Regions from separate parts of the Mus musculus genome. Here region 1 is linked to region 2. A link is a loop called in an ENCODE intact Hi-C map of the cell type or tissue named here. Cell type or tissue: gastrocnemius. All regions are shown on one strand. Links, peaks and the distances in the headings refer to the core of each region. The heading gives the core; the rest is flanking DNA.

What was found. Peaks named below come from ENCODE experiments on the same cell type or tissue, not always from the same donor. Only the 100,000 strongest peaks of a DNase experiment are listed, where the experiment ranks them.
Region 1: it touches region 2 in a loop (5-fold over the local background); 9 of 42 quality-filtered maps call a loop at or near these places.

Annotation. Positions count from the first base shown.
Region 1 is chr17:36,377,806-36,389,713 of GRCm38, reverse strand. No RefSeq gene overlaps it. Among named protein-coding and RNA genes, the nearest start is that of H2-M10.3, 15 kb to the right of the region's middle. In gastrocnemius, for the core only: no CTCF peak of the experiment used is centred there; DNase peaks (open chromatin) are centred at 4,641 and 5,652.
Region 2 is chr17:36,757,821-36,769,728 of GRCm38, reverse strand. It overlaps the pseudogene Gm8878. Among named protein-coding and RNA genes, the nearest start is that of H2-M10.5, 9.1 kb to the left of the region's middle. In gastrocnemius, for the core only: a CTCF peak has its summit at 5,225 (motif pointing right); DNase peaks (open chromatin) are centred at 4,269, 5,255 and 6,979.

The DNA of each region.
Region 1 (11,908 bases), core at 2,699-7,698, 380 kb after region 2:
GTTCTGGACTTTTCCCTTCTGCTTTCTAATATTTCCTTTTCAACTTTGCTAATAAGGTACATGATTCTTGCCATCACACACTGCTTCTGATAGTTTTCATCCAAGCCACCCTCATTTATTCCTGGCAGATTTTTCCATGTGTTCCCCGATGTCCCGGCCCCATCCAGATTTGTTTAAAGCTTCTACAAAGAGTTAGACCTATCCTCAGTGCTTCATTGAGAAAGGTTCACTCTCCTGTTCTCAAACCAGGGAAGAAGAAAAAAGACGTCAGTGACTGCTGCCTACCCACCAAGTTCATCTGCAGGATCCTACCATGAGGGTTAGGCTAAAGTACAGTACAGGGGGGACTCTTCCCTGGTCTGCTCTGTATCATTTCTTTATTTCTTTGAAAATAAACTAGAGATTTCTAGCCATGGCTCACCTCCTCTGACTGCTGTTGTCTAAATTTCCCCAGTTCATTCTCTGGACAGTCTACCAGAGTGACCCTGTTTTTCCCCTCTACCATGGATCTCTATGGTCCTGACTCCTGATCCTCATGCCAGTGTGCAATGCCAGCTAGTTCATCTGAAGTGTGTCTACTTAGGTGTGTGGAGAAAAGATTGCAGTAAGATTTCAGATGAGATTTGTAGACAGGAAGTATTTAATTGCAATGTGAATTCTAGTCCTTGTTTTTGCTCTTTAAGAAATGAATCCCCTCTAGGTCAGGAAGGCTTGAAATCCTCTGCTTCCCAATGACTAGCATGACAGGCACGCACCACCATGTTCTCCCACATTAGAAGAATTCTGTTAGAGAGTATTTCTAGTATTAAATAATATTTTACACTATCTTAGGCTTTCTATTGCTATGAAGAAACATTGTAATAGCCTCATGTACATGATTATATGTCAATTTAACAGAATCAAAGAAAAAAAAACAATTCCATAGATTTACATAATTAACTATAAACTAGCTCTCAACAATGGCCTAACCACAGCCTTTTATATCAGTGGTTCTAAACAAGTGGGTTGCAACTGCCTTGGCAAACCTCTGTATCCAAAAAGAAAAAAAAATTACATTGTGATTAAAAAACAAATGACAGTTATGAAGTAGCAAAAAAGGTAATATGAGGGTTGGGGGTCAAACAACATGAGGAACTGTATTAAAGTGTTCCAGCATTAGGAAGGGTGAGAAGCACTGCTTTGGATAATGCACTGAGTCACATATGCCAGCAGCAGTGGGAAGGCCATTAATAAGAGATCAGAAAACAAAACAGGTGATCACTAGGGAATCGCTCAAGCTTGTTCCAAGACTCCCAAAAGGAAATCCTCCCCTCCAGGCAAATCATAGGCTGCAGAATACTGGAAGCTGACATCTCAGAGCAGCATTTCCAACCCTGGGCCCAGAGCCTCCAACCAGGACTGAATTGTGACCAGCAAGGACTGAACTCAGAGTCACATCACTGCAAGTGACATGAACAGAGGTGCTTGCAAACTTCACAGAACTCTACAACAGTCAGTCCAGACTCCTCTCATTTACAGGTAGTAGATCTCATTCCAGATAGCTGAATAAAGGACCTGCCTAAGGAACAACTATTTCTCCAAAATGTTGAACATGCATCTGCTGCCACACAGGGTTGGTAGAGCTCTTCTTCATGCCCAGCCTTATCTCCAAAACAATGTAGTTAAATTTTATTGTTCCTCCCACAACATAAAATTTTTAAAAAGTCTATTCAACAGCAACTGATCCCTTACCCAGTTGACTACAACAAATATATTATCTAAACTCCCAAGATAGCATTAGTGATTTTGATTACTTGAATCCTCAGTCAACTTAAGGGCTTCTTAATGCTTCCAAAGTTTTCTATGGGAAATGGGTAGCTATATTAATGACTGACTTCTTCACAATTTGTACATAAAGGACTTGGTCAATGAACATCATACTTTAAAAGAACATTTACTGACCTAGCATCCATTCAGTGTGCAAGATTCTCCTCTGATGTGAATGCAGCCAATAATGAAAAAGATCAATGATGTTTGATGTCCTCAGTGTGGACAACCTTGAGGAAGTACCGTCTGTGTCCATTTAGTGACTTATCAATGAGAAAAATTTACAATTAGTCCATGTCATGAGAAAGTTCCTTTTATTCCAAATATTTTGGAACCAGTAGCATGGATGTCTGAGTTCTAGGCCAGCCTGGTCTACATAGCCACTTTCAGGCCAGCCAGGCTGCATACTGAGATGCTGTTTCAAAAGGAAACTAATATAAAGGGCGCTTGCTGCTCTTGCAGATGGCCAGAGTTTCTCAGCACTTGAGTTTGGCAGTTTAACTCCATATCTAGGCTTTCCAACTACCACTTATGGAATATATATATATATATATTTGCAACTGCATTTTTCTGTATTTCAAATATATAAAAATAGACAGGTATTTAATTCATATTATGAGATATAGAATGAGAGAAAGAGTTGTGGTATAGAAATCATATAGGTTTAAAACAGAGAGCAGGTAAGGAGATAGCTGGGATGTAGTTCAGTTAGTATAGTGCTTTGCCCAATACACAGAAAGCCCTGGATTTCATCTCCAGATAGCATAAACCAGATGTGGTATCAGGCTCCATTGACCTCATTAAACAAACAAACAAACAAACAAACAACAAAAAAGCATTGAAGCTGGGGCGATAACTCAGTGAAAAAGAGCACTTGCTGTTCTTTGAGGTTTGTCCTGACAACCAGAGAATTTCCCAAAGAATGCTGTGTCATTCTAGATCCTATTGTGAATAATGACTGAATGAAAAAATGTGCCCTGGGAGATTAATAGTGAATTTTGAGCTACTTTATCCTGACACTGGAAATTGGAGATCAGAAAAATAGTTGCTTTCAGAAAAATTGGTAATGTTTCTTGTTTGCACAACAACATATATGACATGAACAGCCTAAGATAAAAGTCTTAGGGCTGGAGAGATGGCTCAGGGGTTAAGAGCACCGACTGCTCTTCCAGAGATCCTGAGTTCAATTCCCAGCAACCACATGGTGGCTCAAAACCATCAGTAATGGGATCTGATGCCCTCTTCTTGTGTGTCTGAAGAGAGCAATGGTATACTCATACACATAAAATAAATACATAACAGGCTTATTTTGGCTCACAGTTGGAAAGAACTGTCTGTCATGGGAGGGGAGAAAAGATGATTTAGTGTAGGCATAAATTTTTCTCAACCTGGCTTTTAATAATATTTCCTAAATGCTTTGACCTCCTTTCTATCCCACCATCTGCCAGAGGTAGTGTGGAAAAAGGGTATTAGGATTCAGACAAAGTGGACATGTTTAGAAATTGTTCTTTGAAGTAAATCCCATTTGCATTGTTAGATAAGCAATTCAGTTAACGAGTCAACAACAGAAGCTCAATACACTTACAAATACTTCAGCAATCTATAAACAGGTCAGTTTGGTAGATTCCAGATACGAAAAACCAATCAGCAGTGGTAGCACACATTGCAGAAACAGCCAGGACTCAGCTAAATTGACATGAGTCAGCAGGAGAGATTTGGAAAACTAGAAACACTAGAAGCTCTCAACTGTGCCTTTCTCAACAAATTGAAGATCAAGAAGTGTTGCAAAGCTAGTTCTACAGGCAAGCCCCTCTCCCAGTCCATTGAATTCTATTTATACTCCCCCACCCAAAACCATCAGGTGTCTTGCCTCAGCACATGAGTCTGTCTTAGCAAATCTTCACTCTAGTCTTTACCAGCTGACATCACTCTGCCAATCAGCTGAAGTCCGAGGATAAAACAAAAAGCTGCCAGCACACCACCAGGAGTTTTTGGTGCATTTCCCTTTATAGAGTCCTGACGGACGAAAGGAGCTCTACAACATATGTAAGATGAATCAATATACGCCTGGAATGAGTGAAGAATCCTTCATCATGAGTCCTTTCATATGTTCACTCTAGCAAAACACCCTTTCTCCTGTGTCTGCTTTAGCAAAATGTTCCTTCACATGTCTCCTTTAGCAAACCATATTTTTAATAATATCTGCCCCAGGAAAGCATTCATCCATGTGTTTACCCCACCAAAGCAGCATCTGCCAACAACAATGACTTTCCAAAGAATCCCTAAGTTTCCACTTCAGTATAGCACCTCTGTTGCAGCAGTTTGTGAGGCTGCTGGCTCTGCTCTCAGCCAATCAGGAGACTGAGAATGAGGAATGCAGTGCTCACCTGGCTTACCCCTCACCCCCCCCAACCCCCACCCCCACCCCCTTGTATTTAGTCTAGGGCTACAGTCTAGGATTATAGTGCCACCTTCCTTAATTAAACCTCCCTGCAAAGGTTGGTCTTTTAGGTGACTCTAAATCCACACACCTTGACTATGAAGATTAACCTTCACAGATAGTCTATAAGAAACAAGAGGAGCTATGGTTGATTGATTGATAGATTGATTGATTTGTGCCTTGCTCAGAAAAGGATAAAAAGGACCTAAAGGGAGGACTTCAGCTATGATAGAGTCCAACCAAAACCTGTTCACAGCAGACCACTCCTGAGTGAAACCCCTGGAGGGCATCTGAGGAAGCTGCTGTTTGTTGGAGTCGCTGTGTACTGCAGACACTGGGTGCTGCAGCTGCTTCCTGTGCTATGGGAGCAGATGCTGGAGGCTCATTTTGCAGGCACCTGGCAAGGAGCCTACAAGACACGGAGAGCTCATGCTTTCCCTTCATGCTGCTCTACTGTCATCTACTGGCCAAGCTTCAGGGTCAGCTGGCAAAGAACAGATCACTAAGGGCTCAGGATCATTTCTGAAGCTTAGATGCAGTATAAATAATTTCTTACACAACAGGAGCAGTATCTGGACTTTTTATCAAACAGAAAAATCAGAGGGAAATCACAACTCTATAAATATAAAAATATGATGGTATTGCTACACTGCAATGCTCATGAAGTACTTTGGCTCTTTTGCTTGGTAATCAGTACATTAAAGAGGCATTCACACATTTCAAAGATTGTTTAAATTCTGACATCTAGACTTATGGTGGCATGAACATATGGTGACTTTAGGTGTGCAATTAAGACCTTGCATCATGTTGCTGGAGAGATGGCTCAGTGGTTAAGAGCACTGACTGCTCTTCCAGAGGTCCTGAGTTCAATTCCCAGCAAACACATGGTGGCTCACAACCATCTATAATGAGATCTGACACCTTCTTCTGGTGTGTCTGAAGACAGCTACAGTTCAACATTCTTAGCATCAGTGAAATGCAAAGCAAAACTACTTTGACATGTCATCGTACACCTGTCAGAAGGTCTAAGATCTATAAGACAGGTGATAGAGTATAACTTTAATTTTTTTCAATGCCTGCTTTTAAAGATGGTCCAGAAATGTTTTAGCCTCCCTTCTAATCCATCACCCACCAGAAGTAGTGGGAAGGAAAGGATATGGTGGAAGTAAACCTGTTTTGAAATGGTTCTTTGGAGTAAATCCATCTGCATTGTCAGAAAATCAACAGTTCCGTTCCCAGCATAGCGGAGGCAGCTGAATACACCCACAAACAATTCATGGATATTCCAGCAGCCCAGTTTGGTAGAGTCAGAACAGCAAACACAATCAGCAGCAATGACCCTACCTAGCAGAACAGGCAGGCCTCAGCCTACTTGACACAAGTCAGCTGGACAAGGGCCAACCAGGATGCCAGAAAAAGTTCTGTGCAACAAAGTGAAGACCAGCAAAGACTCAAGACCAACACGGTGCATAGCACTCTACATGCAAGCCAAACTCTAGTCACAGTCCATTGAGTCCTATTTATACTCCCTCCAAGCATCACATATCCTCCATGGGTCTTTCCTCACCACCGGTCTTAACAGAGGAGTGAGACTCTCTCAGCTGACATCAATCTGCCAATTGGCCTGAGTACACAGAAGCAGCAAGAAGCCATCAACATACCAGGAAAAGATTTTTTGGTACATATCTCTCTATGAAGTCCTCACAAAAGGAGCTCAACTATGCCATGTAAGGCAGATCAATGCATGCATGTCATTAGCAAAGAATACATCACATATTCTTTCATGTGCTTGATTTAGCAGAATATTCTTTCACTTGTATCTGCTTCAGTGAAATGTTCCTTCACATGTTTGCCCAAGCAAAATGCCATCAGACACAACTGACTTTGCAAAGAACCTTAGAGTTTCTACTTCAATAGACTAAGGAGATGCGGGTGGGAGAAAATAGTTACTGGATGCAAAATAAATAGTTATGGATAGATGGGATGCTGGGGTAAGAGGATCTAGTGGGGAAGTGGAAGGGAGAGGGGGATGAAGGAGGAAATACATGGAGAGACAGCTAAAATTAAGGGCTGTATTGGGGTAGTATGGAAACCTAATACATAAGATTCTAAATGACCACAACTGTAACGTCTATTTAGGACCAATCAAAATAATGGTCAGTTAAAACTCTTTTGTCTGGTTAGGGAAAACAGCTTGCGTCAGAGCCGACCACCAGGCAGCACATCCTGCACCTGTACATGAGCTCGCTGTGGCTTTTCCTTCATAAGCTGGCCCTAAGAAATGTTCAGCATCATAGCTCAGCCCCAAGATATTGAGCTGTGGCTCTATTGATCAGTATTAGGGTGTATATTCCATAAATCATCGCTGTCTTACTGAGATTGGTCTCCATGTGGTTTGTGGGCAATTCCTGAACCCACAAACCCAACAGTCACATCTTAAGCTTATTGTGCAGAGATGATTGGCTCAATTGTCACCAGGAAAATTGTTCACCAAATTGTGTTTTGTTTAAATACGCCTGAAATAAACTATTGGGGTCAGACTCCTTAAGTTTCAACCAATTGGCTGACCGTGGTGGACTCAGAGACCACAACAATAATATTTTATTTACCGTATCATTATCCCTAAGAAGCCTGTTTGCTTTCTAAAATGGTACAAAAGGTGGGCAGATCCAGATGGTTGGAGAGATGGGAAGAAACTGGGAGGAGTAGAGAAAGGGGACACCCTTATCAGAATATACTATGGAAGAAAAAAATCTATTTTCAATAAAAGGAAAAAACATAGAGAGATGACTGCATGTTTCCTTGCTTGTCCTGAGCTCAACTTCTCCACTCTGATACAGTCAAGGATGCACCACCCACCACTCCAGTCCAATACAGAGACTCTTTGGTTGAGACTCAACTTGGATGATGAGTAGAGGCTGACTGCAGACATTTCCCATTTCATTTCATACACCTGACATCAGGGAGGCTGCTTGCCCTTCCTAGACTTGTCTATGGAAGTGACAGGGACAGGTGGGTGGGTAATGGAAAGATGAACTCCTGGGTTTTGCATCTCTAGAGTCCTGTTTTCCACCTCAGACCCACCTCTGTGGCCTGGTATCCTGGAAGCAGTGTCTGGGGACTTGATGCTTACTGTAAATCCTTTTGCTGGTTCTGTTGACAACATCCTTCTGAGTCCAGCTTGGGGGAGACTAAGTCAGCAATTCTCAGTCTTTCAGCACAGGATCTCTACACACTTAGAATGTGAAGGGACCTCAATGTAATTCTGCTTATGTGGATTTTATCAAACCATACTGACCATGCCTTGAACTGAGAGCTTTGAGACATTGGGCTTATTGAAGATATTGTAACTACTTGCTTATGAGTATGACATATTAAAAGAGAATTAACTATTTTTCAATGCATAATTATGTTGCATAGAATACACATTTTATTTTTTGATGCTTACATTCTGGCAAGGACCTTTATCTTTTCCATCAGTTAGTGGGTTGTTTCTTCTTCTAAAACAGCTCTTTATTTAATTTAAGAAAATTCACCCTAAAAGAAACATGTAGGCTATATATATTTTTATGTCTTTGTTAGTGTGTGTATGTGTGTGTGTGTGTGTGTGTCTGTCTGTCAGTCTCTGTCTCTATCTCTATCTCTATCTCTATATCTATCTCCATGTGTATGTATGCATCTGTTTGTCCCTTTCTCTCAGTCTCTGTCTATTTCTCTGTCCCTGTCTCTGTGGATGTTTATTAGTGTGTCAGGGGGCAGTAATAGAATATTCAGATACATGTATATGACAAAGAGTCACCAAAAATACTGGAAGTGTAATTAGAGAAGGTTGTGGCTAGCAAATCTATGCTGGAAATGCAGTTCTGGTCCTTTGCAAGAACAGCAAGTGCCTTTCATTGCTGAGTGATCTCAGAAGCCACAGGAGATTATATTTCTTCATATTCAAAAATTATAATAAAATTTTATTTTAAGAAATTTAAAATAATTTATGAACAAATTAATTTTTTATTAATATCATTAGAATTTTTGGAAGATGGGATATAGTTATATAAACTACCCTGGCCTGGGACTTGCTATGAAAATCAAGGTGGTCAGGCATGGTTATTCCACCAGAGGTTCTTTTATCCTTGAGAAGAGTTTTTGCTATCCTAGGTTTTTTGTTATTCCAGATGAATTTGCAAATTGCTCCTTCTAATTCGTTGAAGAATTGAGTTGGAATTTTGATGGGGATTGCATTGAATCTGTAGATTGCTTTTGGCAAGATAGCCATTTTTACAATGTTGATCCTGCCAATCCATGGGCATGGGAGATCTTTCCATCTTCTGAGATCTTCTTTAATTTCTTTCTTCAGAGATTTGAAGTTTTTATTATACAGATCTTCCACTTCCTTAGTTAGAGTCACGCCAAGATATTTTATATTATTTGTGACTATTGAGAAGGGTGTTGTTTCCCTAATTTCTTTCTCAGCCTGTTTATTCTTTGTATAGAGAAAGGCCATTGACTTGAGTTTATTTTATATCCAGCTACTTCACCGAAGCTGTTTATCAGGTTTAGGAGTTCTCTGGTAGAATTTTTAGGGTCACTTATATATACTATCATATCATCTGCAAAAAGTGATATTTTGACTTCCTCTTTTCCAATTTGTATCCCCTTGATCTCCTTTTGTTGTCGAATTGCTCTGGCTAATACTTCAAGTACCATGTTGAAAAGGTAGGGAGAAAGTGGGCAGCCTTGTCTAGTCCCTGATTTTAGTGGGATTGCTTCCAGCTTCTCTCCATTTACTTTGATGTTGGCTACTGGTTTGCTGTAGATTGCTTTTATCATGTTTAGGTATGGGCCTTGAATTCCTGATCTTTCCAAAACTTTTATCATGAGTGGGTGTTGGATCTTGTCAAATGCTTTTTCTGCATCTAACGAGATGATCATGTGGTTTTTGTCTTTGAGTTTGTTTATATAATGGATTACATTGATGGATTTTCGTATATTAAACTATCCCTGCATCCCTGGAATAAAACCTACTTGGTCAGGATGGATGATTGCTTTAATATGTTCTTGGATTCGGTTAGCGGTAAAGCTTTACTACAGAGCAATTGTGATAAAAACTGCATGGTACTGGTATAGAGACAGACAAGTAGACCAATGGAATAGAATTGAAGACCCAGAAATGAACCCACACACCTATGGTCACTTGATCTTCGACAAGGGAGCTAAAACCATCCAGTGGAAGAAAGACAGCATTTTCAACAATTGGTGCTGGCACAACTGGTTGTTATCGTGTAGAAGAATGCGAATCGATCCATACTTATCTCCTTGTACTAAGGTCAAATCTAAGTGGATCAAGGAACTTCACATAAAACCAGAGACACTGAAACTTATAGAAGAGAAAGTGGGGAAAAGCCTTGAAGATATGGGCACAGGGGAAAAATTCCTGAACAGAACAGCAATGGCTTGTATTGTAAGATCGAGAATTGACAAATGGGACCTAATGAAACTCCAAAGTTTCTGCAAGGCAAAAGACACCGTCAGTAAGACAAAAAGACCACCAACAGATTGGGAAAGGATCTTTACCTATTCTAGATCAGATAGAGGACTAATATCTAACATATATAAAGAACTCAAGAAGGTGGACTTCAGAAAATCAAATAGCCCCATTAAAAAATGGGGCTCAGAACTGAACAAAGAATTCTCACCTGAGGAATACCGAATGTCAGAGAAGCACCTGAAAAATTGTTCAACATCCTTAATCATCAGGGAAATGCAAATCAAAACAACCCTGAGATTCCACCTCACACCAGTCAGAATGGCTAAGATCAAAAATTCAGGTGACAGCAGATGCTGGCATGGATGTGGAGAAAGAGGAACACTCCTCCATTGTTGGTGGGATTGCAGGCTTGTACAACCACTCTGGAAATCAGTCTGGCGGTTCCTCAGAAAATTGGACATAGTACTACCGGAGGATCCAGCAATACCTCTCCTGGGCATATATCCAGAAGATGCCCCAACTGGTAAGAAGGACACATGCTCCACTATGTTCATAGCAGCCTTATTTCTAATAGCCAGAAGCTGGAAAGAACCCAGATGCCCCTCAACAGAGGAATGGATACAGAAAATGTGGTACATCTACACAATGGAGTACTACTCAGCTATTAAAAAGAATGAATTTATGAAATTCCTAGGCAAATGGATGGACCTGGAGGGCATCATCCTGAGTGAGGTAACACATTCACAAAGGAACTCACACAATATGTACTCACTGATAAGTGGATATTAGCCCCAAACCTAGGATACCCAAGATATAAGATACAATTTGCTAAACACATGAAACTCAAGAAGAATGAATACTGAAGTGTGGACACTATGCCCCTCCTTAGAATTGGGAACATAACACCCATGGAAGGAGTTACAGAGACAAAGTTTGAAGCTGAGATGAAAGGATGGACCATGTGGAGACTGCCATATCCAGGGATCCACCCCATAATCAGCATCCAAACGCTGACACCATTGCATACACTAGCAAGATTTTATTGAAAGGACCCAGATGTAGCTGTCTCTTGTGAGACTATGCCGGGGCCTAGCAAACACAGAAGTGGATGCTCACCGTCATCTAATGGATGGATCACAGGGCTCCCAATGGAGGAGCTAGAGAAAGTAGCCAAGGAGCTAAAGGGATCTGCAACCCTATAGGTGGAACAACATTATGAACTAACCAGTACCCCGGAGCTCTTGACTCTAGCTGCATAAGTATCAAAAGATGGCCTAGTCGGCCATCACTGGAAAGAGAGGCCCATTGGACACGCAAACTTTATATGCCCCAGTACAGGGGAACGCCAGGGCCAAAAAGGGGGAGTGGGTGGGTAGGGGAGTGGGGGTGGGTGGGTATGGGGGACTTTTGGTATAGCATTGGAAATGTAAATGAGCTAAATACCTAATAAAAATAGAAAAAAAAAGAAAATCAAGGTGGTCTGGAACACCAAGATCCCTTTGCATCTGCCTTCTCTATGCTGAGCTTAATGGCAAAAGGTCTGGGCTAGAGAAATATATCTCAGCAGGTAAGAGCACTGGCTGGTCTTCCAGGGAAACCGTGTGGGATTCCTAGTATCCACATGGCTACTCAAAACGCTCTATGACTGCAGTCTACTGGGACCCCAACCTCCTTTCTGGAGAGATTGGGGTACAGTGACCTGCATAATGACAAGATGCCCAAGCAGGATACACTCCACTGGGCTCCTTGCAGAGTTTGCCTTTGATGCATTACTAAATTTGCACGTGTCGCACTTCTTCAAGGTTGTCTTCCCAGTGGACTTGCAACATCATTGGCTCATTTGATGTCTTCTGCCCCTATATCCATGGGAGAGCATTGTACATGGCATATGTACTGTGTCCATAAATGTTATTTTTAAAGGAGGTTAAGAAGCTGGGCATGGTGGCACACGCCTTTAATTCCAGCACTCGGGAGGCGGAGGCAGGTGGATTTCTGAGTTCGAGGCCAGCCTGGTCTACAAAGTGAGTTCCAAGACAGCCAGAGCTATACAGAGAAACCCTTGTCTCGAAAGTCAAAAAAAAAAAAAGGAGGTGAAGGTTTGACCAAGACCTTAAATGTTTAAGTATTCACACATATAAATAGAAATGATCAAGAAAGTCACTTGTAAATTGTAAAAAAAA
Region 2 (11,908 bases), core at 2,233-7,232:
ATGTGCTGTTCCAAAATATGACTTTTGTAAATAGAATTTTAAACATTATTTTTTTGATAAAAATTAAAAGGTATTGAAGAGTTTTTTGAACAGCCTTAGCCTCCATCCATTCCCACCTAACAGAATCAATGGCAAAACATTAGATTCGTTTACATTGGGAATGAAAGTAATGGAGGATTATGGTAACCTACAAACATTTGGGTATGTCACCAGCTCTGGACTCCTGTCCACCAGGTCTGAATAATGTAACAGGAAACTACACAAAGAAAATCTTTAAAATGAGGATTTTTCTAAAATAGAGAACAACCCTGACATTGTCATTCGAAGCTTCTGGTTCTCCTCTCCCTGCACTCCTTTGGAATATAATTAATGAATATATTCTCAGGCCTCTAATGTACAGTATGAAGCCATCCATAGTCCACCAATCCTTCTCTATTCAGCTAAACAGGGATTAAAAACTCAACCCTCAAAGGAATACTTTTAATTCTGGACACTTGAATTCTTCACCATAAATTTAATAACTTCTTAGACTTAAAATTTTTATGGGAAATTTGTGGTGATATCGACTGGTTGGTGGATAATTTTGTGCACTGTGTATTCAAATTCTGATTTCTGTACCCAGATACCTGGTTGTCGCCCAGACTTTGGTATTGTCACTATTATGAAGTATCACCTGACTCAGTATTTTATAAAATGTTTTCCATCATGTTCTTCATGGACAATAATATTAGAACTGAACACATGATATCTGGGCAGGAGAGGAAAAGGCTGCAATTTCGGAGCCAGTGTGAAGGTGTGTGTGTGTGTGTGTGTGTGTGTGTGTGTGTGTGTGTGTGTGAAATGAGGATATAGATAAAGAAGCAGGGAGGAGCTTGGCTAAGATGGCAGGTAACAGGCCATATGGCTGAGACGGGGCCTAGGCCAGCATTCCAGGATTAGAATAGCTTAGAATTTGCCCAGCTATTGTACCTAGTTTTATTAATAATTATAAAGGTCCTTATGTCATTATTCAGAGCAAGGGAAAGCCTATAAAACTGATTTTTTTACAATTTACAACTGACTGTCTTGATCATTTTTATTTAAACGTGTGAATACTTAAACATTTAAGGTCTTGGTCAAACCTTGACCTCCTTTAAGAATAACATTTATGGACACAGTACATATGCCATGTACAGTGCTCTCCCATGGATATAGAGGCAGAAGACATCAAATGATCCAATGATGTTGCAAGTCCAACCGGGAAAACAACCTTGAAGAAGTGTGACACGTGCAAATTTAGTAATGCATCAAAGGCAAACTCTGCAAGGAGCCCAGTGGAGTGGATCCTGCTTGGGCATCTTGTCATTATGCAGGTCACTGTACCCTAATCTCTCCAGAAAGGAGGTTGGGGTCCCAGTAGACTGCAGTCATAGAGCATTTTGAGTAGCCATGTGGATACTAGGAATCCCACACGGTTTCCCTGGAAGACCAGCCAGTGCTCTTACCTGCTGAGATATATTTCTCTAGCCCAGACCTTTTGCCATTAAGCTCAGCATAGAGAAGGCAGATGCAAAGGGATCTTGGTGTTCCAAACCACCTTGATTTTCATAACAAGTCCCAGGCCAGGGTAGTTTATATAACTATATCCCATCTTCCAAAATATTCTAATGATATTAATAAAAATTAATTAGTTCATAAATTATTTTAAATTTCTTAAAATAAAATTTTATTACAATTATTAAATATGAAGAAATATAATCTCCTGTGGCTGCTGAGATGACTCAGCAATGAAAGGCACTTGCTGTTCTTGCAAAGGACCAGAACTGGATTTCCAGCATAGACTTGCTAGCCACAGCCTTCTCTAATTACACTTCCAGTATTTATGGTTTCTCTTTGTCATATACAGGCAGCTGAATATTCTATTACTGTCCCCTGACACACTAATAAACATCCACAGAGACAGGGACAGAGAAATAGACAGAGACTGAAAGACAGGGACAAACAGATGCACACACACACATAGAGATAGAGACAGAGACAAAGACAGACAGACAGACACACAGACACACACACTAACAAACACATAAATATATATATATAGCCTTCATGTTTCTGTTAAGGTGAATTTTCTTAAATTAAATAAAAAGATGTTTTAGAAGAAGAAACAATCTACTAACTGATGAAAAAGATAAAGGTCCTTGCCAGAATGTAAGCACCAAAAAATAAAACGTGTATTCTATGCAACATAATTATGCATTGAAAAATAGTTAATTCTCTTTTAATACATCTTACTTATAAGCAAGTAGTTACAATATCTTCAATAAGCCAAATGTCTCAAAGCTCTCAGTTCAAGGCCTGGTCAGTATGGTTTGATAAAATCCACATAAGCAGAATTACATTGAGGTCCCTTCACATTCTAAGTGTGTAGAGATCCTGTGCTGAAAGACTGAGAATTGCTGACTTAGTCTCCCCCAGCTGGACTCAGAAGGATGTTGTCAACAGAACCAGCAAAAGGATTTACAGTAAGCATCAAGTCCCCAGACACTGCTTCCAGGATACCAGGCCACAGAGGTGGGTCTGAGGTGGAAAACAGTACTCTAGAGATGCAAATCCCAGGAGTTCATCTTTCCATTACACACCCACCTGTCCCTGTCACTTCCATAGACAAGTCTAGGAAGGGCAAGCAGCCTCCCTGATGTCAGCTGTATGAAATGAAATGGGAAATGTCCGCAGTCAGCCTCTACTCATCATCCAAGCTGAGTCTCAACCAAAGATTCTCTGTGTTGGATTGGAGTGGCGGGTGGTGCATCCTTGACTGTATCAGAGTGGAGAAGTTGAGCTCAGGACAAGCAAGGAAACATGCAGTCATCTCTCTATGGTTTTTCCTTTTATTGAAAATAGACTTTTTTCTCCCAAAGTATATCCTGAGAAGGTTACTCCGAGTTCCTCCCCATCTCTCCTCACTTATGAGTGAGGTGGATCCACTCACCTTTTGTCTCTCTTTAGAAAACAAACAGGTTTCTTACCGATAATGATACGGTAAATAAAATATCACTGTTGTAATCTCTGAGACAACCATGGTAAGCAGAGAGATGATCTGTGGGAGGCAAGGAAGAAATTTGGTTTAACAAGTTTAAGAGTTCAAACTTAAAGAGTCTGACACCAATTAGTTTATTTTAGGCATATTTAAACCCAAAATTTGGTAAAAATTTTCCTGGTGACAATTGAGCCAATCATCTCCACACAATAAGCTTAAGATGTGACTGTTGGGTTTGTGGGTTCAGGAGTTGCCCACAAACCACATGGAAACCAATCTCAGTAAGACAGCGATGATTTATGGAATATACACCCTAATACTGATCAATAGAGCCACAGCTCAGTATCTGGGTGCTGAGCTATGATGCTGAACATCTCTCAGGGCCGGCTTATGAAGGAAAAGCCACAGCGAGCTCATGTACAGGTGCAGGATGTGCTGCCTGGTGGTCGGCTCTGACTCAAGCTGTTTTCCCTAATAGACAGAACAGGTCTAACTGGCCATTATTCTGATTGGTCCTCAGTGGAGCTTACAGTTGTGATCATTTAGAATCTTATGTATTAGGTTTCCATACTACCCCAATATAGCCCTTAATTTTAGCAGTCTCTCCATGTATTTCCTCCTTCATCTCCCTCTCCCTTCCACCTCCCCATTAGATCCTCTTACCCCAGCATCCCATCTATCCACAACTATTTATTTTGTATCCAGTAACTATTTGCTCCCACCCCTATCTCCTTAGTCTATTGAAGTAGAAACTCTAAGGTTCTTTGCAAAGTCAGTTGTGTCTGATGGCGTTTTGCTGGGGCAAACATGTGAAGGAACATTTCACTGAAGCAGATACAGGTGAAAGAATATTCTGCTAAAGCAAGCACATGAAAGAATATGTGATGGATTCTTTGCTAATGACATGCATGCATTGGTCTGCCTTACATTGTATAGTTGAGCTCCTTTTGTCAGGACTTCATAGAGAGATATGTACCAAAAAAACTTTTCCTGGTATGTTGATAGCTTCTTGCTACTTCTGTGTACTCAGGCCAATTAATTGGCAGATTGATGTCAGCTGAGAGAGTCTCACTGCTCTGTTAAGACAGGTGGTGAGGGAAGCCCCATGGAGGATATGTGATGCTTGGAGGGAGTATAAATAGGACTCAATGGACTGTGACTAGAGTTTGGCTTGCATGTAGAGTGCTATGCACCGTGTTGGTCTTGAGTCTTTGCTGGTCTTCACTTTGTTGCAGAGAACTTTTCCTGGCATTCTGGTTGGCCCTTGTCCAGCTGACTTGTGCCAAGTAGGCCGAGGCCTGCCTGTTCTGCTAGGTAGGGTCATTGCTGCTGATTGTGTTTGCTGTTCTGACTCTACCAAACTGGACTGCTGGAATATCCATGAATTGTTTGTGGGTGTATTCAGTTGCCTCCGCTATGCTGGGAACTGAACTGTTGATTTTCTGACAATGCAGATGGGATTTACTCCAAAGAACCATTTTGAAACAGGTTTACTTCCCCCATATCCTTTCCTTCCCACTACTTCTGGTGGGTGATGGATTAGAAGGGAGGCTAAAACATTTATGGACCATCTTTAAAGGCAGGCATTGAAAAAATTAAAGTTATACTCTATCACCTGTCTTATAGATCTTAGATATTCTGACAGGTATATGATGAAATGTCAAAGTAGTTTTGCTTTGCATTTCACTGATGTTAAGAATGTTGAACTGTAGCTGTCTTCAGACACACCAGAAGAAGTTGTCAGATCTCATTATAGATGGTTGTGAGCCACCATGTGGTTGCTGGGAATTGAATTCAGGACCTCTGGAAGAGCAGTCAGTGCTCTTAAGCACTGAGCCTTCTCTCCAGCAACATGATGCAAGGTCTTAATTGCACACCTAAATTCACCATATGTTCATGCCACCATAAGTCTAGATGTCAGAATTTAAACAATCTTTGAAATGTGTGAATGTCTCTTTAATGTACTGATTACAAAGCAAAAGAGCCAAAGTACTTCATGAGCATTGCAGTGTAGCAATACCATCATATTTTTATATTTATAGAGTTGTGATTTCCCTCTGATTTTTCTGTTTGATAAAAAGTCCAGGTACTGCTCCTGTTGTGTGAGAAATTATTTATACTGCATCTAAGCTTCAGAAATGATCCTGAGCCCTTAGTGATCTGTTCTTTGCCAGCTGACACTGAAGCTTGGCCAGTAGATGTCAGTAGAGCAGCATGAAGGGAAAGCATGGCATTTCTGTGTCTTGTAGGCTCCTTGCCAGGTGCCTGCAAAATGAGCCTCCAGCATCTGCCCCCATAGCACAGGAAGCAGCTGCAGCACCCAGTGTCTGCAGTACACAGCAACTCCAACAAACAGCAGATTCACTCGGGAATGGCCCGCTGTGAACAGGTTTTGGTTGGACTCTATTATAGCTGAAGTCCTCCCTTTAGGTCCTTTTTATCCTCTTCTGAGCAAGGCACAAATCAATCAATCTATCAATATATTAGTCAATCAATCAATCAATCAATCAATCAACCATAGCTGCTCTTGTTTCTCATAGACTATCTGTGATGGTTAATCTCCATAGTCAAGGTGAGTGGATTTAGGGTCATCTAAAAGACAAACCTTTGGGCATGACTTCAAAGGCATTAGATGATAGATTTAACTAAAGGAAGGTGGCGCTATAATCTTAGATTGTAGCCATGGACTAAATACAAGAGGGGATGGGGGGAGCCAGGTGAGCACTGCATTCCTGGTTCTCAGACTCCTGATTGGCTGAGAGCAGAGCCAGCAGCCTCACAAACTGCTGCCACAGAGATGCTATACTGAAGTGGAAACTTAGGGATTCTTTGGAAAATCGTTGTGTTGGCAGATGCTGCTTTGGTGGGGTAAACACATGAATTAATGCTTTTCTGGAGCAGATATTGTTAAAAATATGGTTTGCTAAAGGAGACATGTGAAGGAACATTTTGTTAAAGCAGACACAGGAGAAAGGGTGTTTTGCTAGAGTGAACATATGAAAGAACTCATGATGAAGTATTCTTCACTCATTCCAGGCATATATTGATTCATCTTACATATGTTGTAGAGCTCCTTTCGTCCGTCAGGGCTCTATAAAGGGAAATGCACCAAAACTCCTGGTGGTGTGCTGGCAGCTTTTTGTTGTATCCTCGGACTCCAGTTGATAGATAGAGTGATGTCAGCTGGTAAAGACTAACATGGAGTTATGCTAAGACAGACTCATGTGCTGAGGCAAGACACCTGATGGTTTCGGGGAGTATAAATAGAACTCAGTGGACCGTGAGAGGTACTTGCCTGTAGAACTAGCTTTGTAACACTTCTTGATCTTCAATTTGTTGAGAAAGGCACAGTTGAGAGCTTCTAGTGTTCCTAGTTTTCCAAATTTCTCCTGCTGACTCATGTCAATTTGGCTGAGTCCTGGCTGTTCCTGCAAGGTGTGCCACCACTGCTGATTGGTTTTTTGTATCTAGTCTCTGCCAAACTGAACTGTTTATAGATTGCTGAAGTATTTGTAAGTGTATTGAGCTTCTGTTGTTGACTTGTTAACTGAATTGATAATCTGACAGTGCAAATGGGATTTACTCCAAAGAACAATTTCTAAACATGTCCACTTTGCCTGAATCCTAATATCCTTTTTTCACATTACCTCTGGTGAATGGTAGGATAGAAAGGTGGTTAAAGGCATCCTGGTAGATGTAGGTAGCTATGTAGTCGCTTCATGAGGGACCGGAGAGAGGAGTCGGTACCGAAAGGTGACAGTAATTTGCAAGTCATGGCCCTTCATCTTGTCCTACATCCCAAGCTCCTGGCAAGCCCCTAAGTACAGTTGCAGCCATTGTCTCTGCTCCCTGCGGTGGACTGCCTATGGCATTTGCCTGCCTCCTTTCTGTGTGGGAAGGTGCAGCTGGAGAGAACACACATAAGAAAACAGCCTTGGATTCAAGCAGAACAGGTTTGCCAGATCTGCTGCATGGCTTGTCGCCAGTGGAAACAGAGAAAGGAGGAGACAATTTCTTGGCAAGAGTGCAGGTCCAACTTCAGTGACAGATCTGATGGCCTTGGAGTGGCTGAAGACCACCACCCTCCACAGGCCTGCTCCCAAGAACAGCTATCCTTTATCTTGAGTGAGCTTCCTCAGCATGCTGTCTATATGATTGGCAGAAACTGTAGTTGGAAAGGGGGCTGAATGACTACTGGACTTTATATGAAAACACCTACTTGGGGCTCACTTTTGGGCAAGGTTGAGACAGGGGCATATTTATATTTAGCTTTGCCTTTCTCTCGAACCATGTTTGGCTCTAAAACTAAAAGGAAAGCTAGAGAAGAGTCAGGGGCTTCCTCAAAACCTGGAACCAATAGCCCTGCCAATGCTAAAAGAAAAGCCAAGAATCAGGCTGCCACGCACTCTGGTGGAGTCAGCTTGACAGGCGAAAGCTTGGAAACTATCTCATGAGGAAAAGAGTTTCAAGGAAACTCCCTCCTGGAGTCTGGCGTTCCCCCTAACCCATAAAATTAATTTTCCACTCCCGAGTTAGTCTAGTGTATGGATCCACGTGCTCTCTATTTAGTATTACCCTACTATAGGTGCCTTTTAAGATTGAATTCTGACATAGCTAAAGCCTCCCCCAGTGTTCCAAGAGCCCAGATAACAGCAAGGAGTTTAACCTATTCAGTAACTAATTAAGCACTACAATAAAACAGAGCCAGTAACTCAATTGGTCTGCAGAAAGAGCCTGGGAATCTCACTGAGATAAAAATCTTTAGTACAGGCTACATTCCATGCCAAGAGCAAGTTAATATACTCTCCTGATAAATGGGGATTCTCCAGACAAGATAAAATTTAACAAGGCCTAGGAATTTAGGGGTCCGAGACACTACATTATTCTTGAGGCCTGCCAAGAGTAAACCCCCCTGGTGCTTATAACACTAAAGTGTGAAATTCTTGCCTGGCACTAGGCTGATCCTAGGCAGGGCTGCTAATCTCTATTGTAAACATTTATCTAGTTCCTGCAAATTCCATTCTCTTGATTCTGGTTAATTTCAGTGTACCTTGTCTGGTGTGACATATAGCCCCTGGAATTTTCTGAAATATAAAAAGTCTGAGGCTCAACCTGACATTACATTCAGATTCTACACAACCTCTCCTGTGTGTGTCTGTTTGTCAATTTAATCCTACGCTTTGCCCACCTGCTCGAGAGACCCATTCCACGCAGACACAGGCACCCAGAGGGTCTGCGGCATCAGACCACTAAAGCAGTTAAGGCAAAACCAAAAGAAGAATGGGGGAAACCAGGCTGAGGCTAGGGATGAAGCAGTGGCCAGGACACAGCCAGCCATTTCTACTGAGCCCAAGACTGTGACCTGGAAAGTAAAAAAAAAATAAAGAAAGATAAGACTAATGCTAGAGTCATGGCTCAGGCTAAGACAGAACTCCTGGCAGAGCCTGCTTTAGTGCCTCACACCAAGTCAGATGCTCTGCCTACGTCTGTGGTCATTACTGTAACCAAGTCTGAAGTCAAGGTTGACACTGGAACTGAGGCATCTGTCAAGGGCTCTGTCAAGGCTACTGATAGATGCAGTATTAAGCACAAGCCTGAGATAAAGAAAGAGGTCTGTGTCAAATCCAGGGCTGGGGACAAAGCTAGTATTGTCATCAACACCACTGATGAGGATGAAGATTATGTGTGCTCCTGGTTTTGGACTCTAGAAGAGCCTAGTGTAGGGTCCTAGTTCTGGCCTAAAGAAGAAATTCCTCTTCAAGTTTATCAGTCCCCACCAAAGGTTGAGGAAGAACCTGAACCCCCAGATACATTCGACTATGCTTTAAAATAAAAAAAAAAAAAATAAAAGCTGCAGCATGGTTAAGGGGCAGGTTTATTATCCTGGTCCCCATTGAGGAACTGCAGCCATCTTTACCTCCAGATGGGAACTGGACTCTGGTTGCAACCTTAATTGAAACTCTCCTGGGTATTCGACCTTTGACCAAGATCCCACCTTATGGGGGACCTTACTTCCAGACTTTAGCTGATTTGAAAAACCAAATCCAGGAAAAAGAAAAGTATGGACCCAATCCAAATACTTGCCACTGTAAATCCCATACCTTTAGTTTAGAGCCTGTTGAGTTTGATAAACCTGTTGCCCTACTTAAGTTAACGAGGGATCCGTTTATTCATGAGATAGCTACAATGATAATGGGGATCAGTTCTGCTTACCCATTTACTAAAGATATTGTTCATGATGTTGGTATTACTGTTATGATTGAAAATTTTGTTAATAATCCAAATGCTAAGAAATACCCTAGAACTTTAAATATAAATGCCGACCCTGACACCCCCAAAGAAGTGAAAGAGACCGAAGCACATGTAAATAAAGTTTGTAGGGACATACTCTGTTGTCCTTTGAACTTCTCTGTGCAAGTGGAGGAACTAAAGCTGTTAGTGAGCTTGAATGTGAAATTTGATTGTCACCACGTGGTTATCTATTATGTTCATCTCACTGTTAAACAAAGGAAGTGTCAAAATCAAGTTTCAGATTTTAAGAGTCCTTTTGTGTTTTTCAAAAAATCAAGTGAATATAAGAGAACTGATCAGTGCTGAAGTAATGTCCTCACTGGTTGCTCTCTTTCACAAGAATGAGTCAAAAGCTAATATTCTTCAAATCATTGAAATATTTGAGAATATAAATTTCCAATTAAAAAAAAGGGCAAAACTATTTACTAAGGAAATGTTCACTAAATCTGAACTTATTTCCATATTCCGGGAGGCAAAAGAGTTTGACCAGAAACTCCAAGACTTAACAGACTACAGTGACCCTGATGTGAGAGATAACGTTATCCGATTAATACTCAAACTCTAAATAGCTGTATATTCTCACAAAGCCTTGAACATTTTTGTCTTTCCAATATAAATCGAATGCTTATTATAATTATAAATTTGATAACTTATGCTCTCTGTGTTGAAGATGCTAGTCATCTTGAAAGATTGAATGCTTGCTGGGTTTTATTGTGCTATATAATATAAATTAAGGCATTTTGGTATTTCTATAATGTAACCCAGTACTGAACCTACTCGTTCTAAATAAGCTATATTTCTGTGCATTATATTAATATAATGTATTTTCATATTCCGTTTACGTGTTTTTAATAAAGTTGCATGCTAAACACAATGAAAAAAAAAAAGAAAGGTGGTTAAAGCATTTAGGAAATATTATTAAAAGCCAGGTTGAGAAAAATTTAAGCCTAAACTAAATCAGCTCATCTCCCCACCCATGACAGACAGTTCTTTCCAACTGTGAGCCAAAGTAAGCCTGTTATGTATTTTTTTTATGTGTATGAGTACACCATTGCTCTCTTCAGACACACCAGAAGAGGGCATTAGATCCCATTACAGATGGTTGTGAGCCACCATGTGGTTGCTGGGAACTCAGGATCTCTGGAAGAGCAGTCGGTGCTCTTAACCCCTGAGCCATCTCTCCAGCCCTAAGACTTTTATCTTAGGCTGTTCTTGTCACATATGTTGTTGTGCAAACAAGAAACATTACCAATTTTTCTGAAAGCAACTATTTTTCTGATCTCCAATTTCCAGTGTCAAGATAAAGTAGCTCAAAATTCACTATTAATCTCCCAGGGTACATTTTTCTTTCGGGAATTATTCACAATAGGATCTAGGATGAGACAGCATTCTTTGGGAATTTCTCTGGTTGTCAGGACAAACCTCAAACCTCAAAGAGCAGCAAGTGCTCTTTTTCACTGAGGATCTCCCCAGCTTCAGTGGTTTTGTTTTGGTTAAATGAGGTCGATGGAGCCTGATACCACACCTGGTTTATGCTATCTGGACATGAAATTCAGGGCTTGCTGTGTATTGGACAAAGCACTATACTAACTGAACTACATCCCAGCTATCTCCTCACCTGCTATCTCTGTTTTAAACCTATATGATTTCTATACCACAACTCTTTCTCTCATTCTATATCTCATAAGATGAATTAAATATCTCTCTATTTTTTATATATTTGAAATACAGAAAGATGCAGTTGCACAGATATATATGTATATAAATAGATAGATAGATAGATAGATAGATAGATAGATAGATAGATAGATATAGATATACATGGAGAAACAATTTTAAGACTGAGTTTTATTTGTATGTATTTTTGTGTGTCTCTGTATGTATGTAAGGTACAGGTACTCAGATTCCATAAGAGGTAGTTGGAAAACTTGGATCTGGCATTAAGGAACATGTGAAGTGCCAAACTCTAGTGCTGAGAAATCAACTCTGGCCATCTGCAAGAGCAGCAAGTGCCCTTTATATCAGTTTCCTTTTGAAACAGCATCTCAGTATGTAGCCTGGCTGGCCTGAAAGTGGCTATGTAGACCAGGCTGGCCTAGAACTCAGACATCCATGATACTGGCTCCAAAATATTTGGAATAAAAGGAATTTGCCCATGAAATGGGCTAATTGTAAAATTTTTCTCATTGATAAGTCACTAAATGGGCACAGGCTACTTCCTCAAGGTTGTCCACACTGAGGACGTCAAACACCATTGATTTTTTTTTTTTCATTATTGGCTGCATTCACATCCAGAGGAGAATCTTGCACACTGAGTGGATGCTAGGATAATAAATGTTGTTTTAAAGTATGATGTTCATTGACCAAGTCCTTTATGTACAAATTGTGAAGAAGTCAGTCATTAATATGGCCACCTATTTTCCATAGAAAACTTTGGAAGCATTAAGAAGCCCTTTAGTTGACTGTGAGAATTCAAGTAATCAAAATCACTAATGCTATCTTGGGAGTTTAGATAATATATTTGTTGTAGTCAACTGGGTAAGGGATCAGTTGCTGATGAATGGACTTTTTAAAAATTTTATGTTGTGGGAGGAACAATAA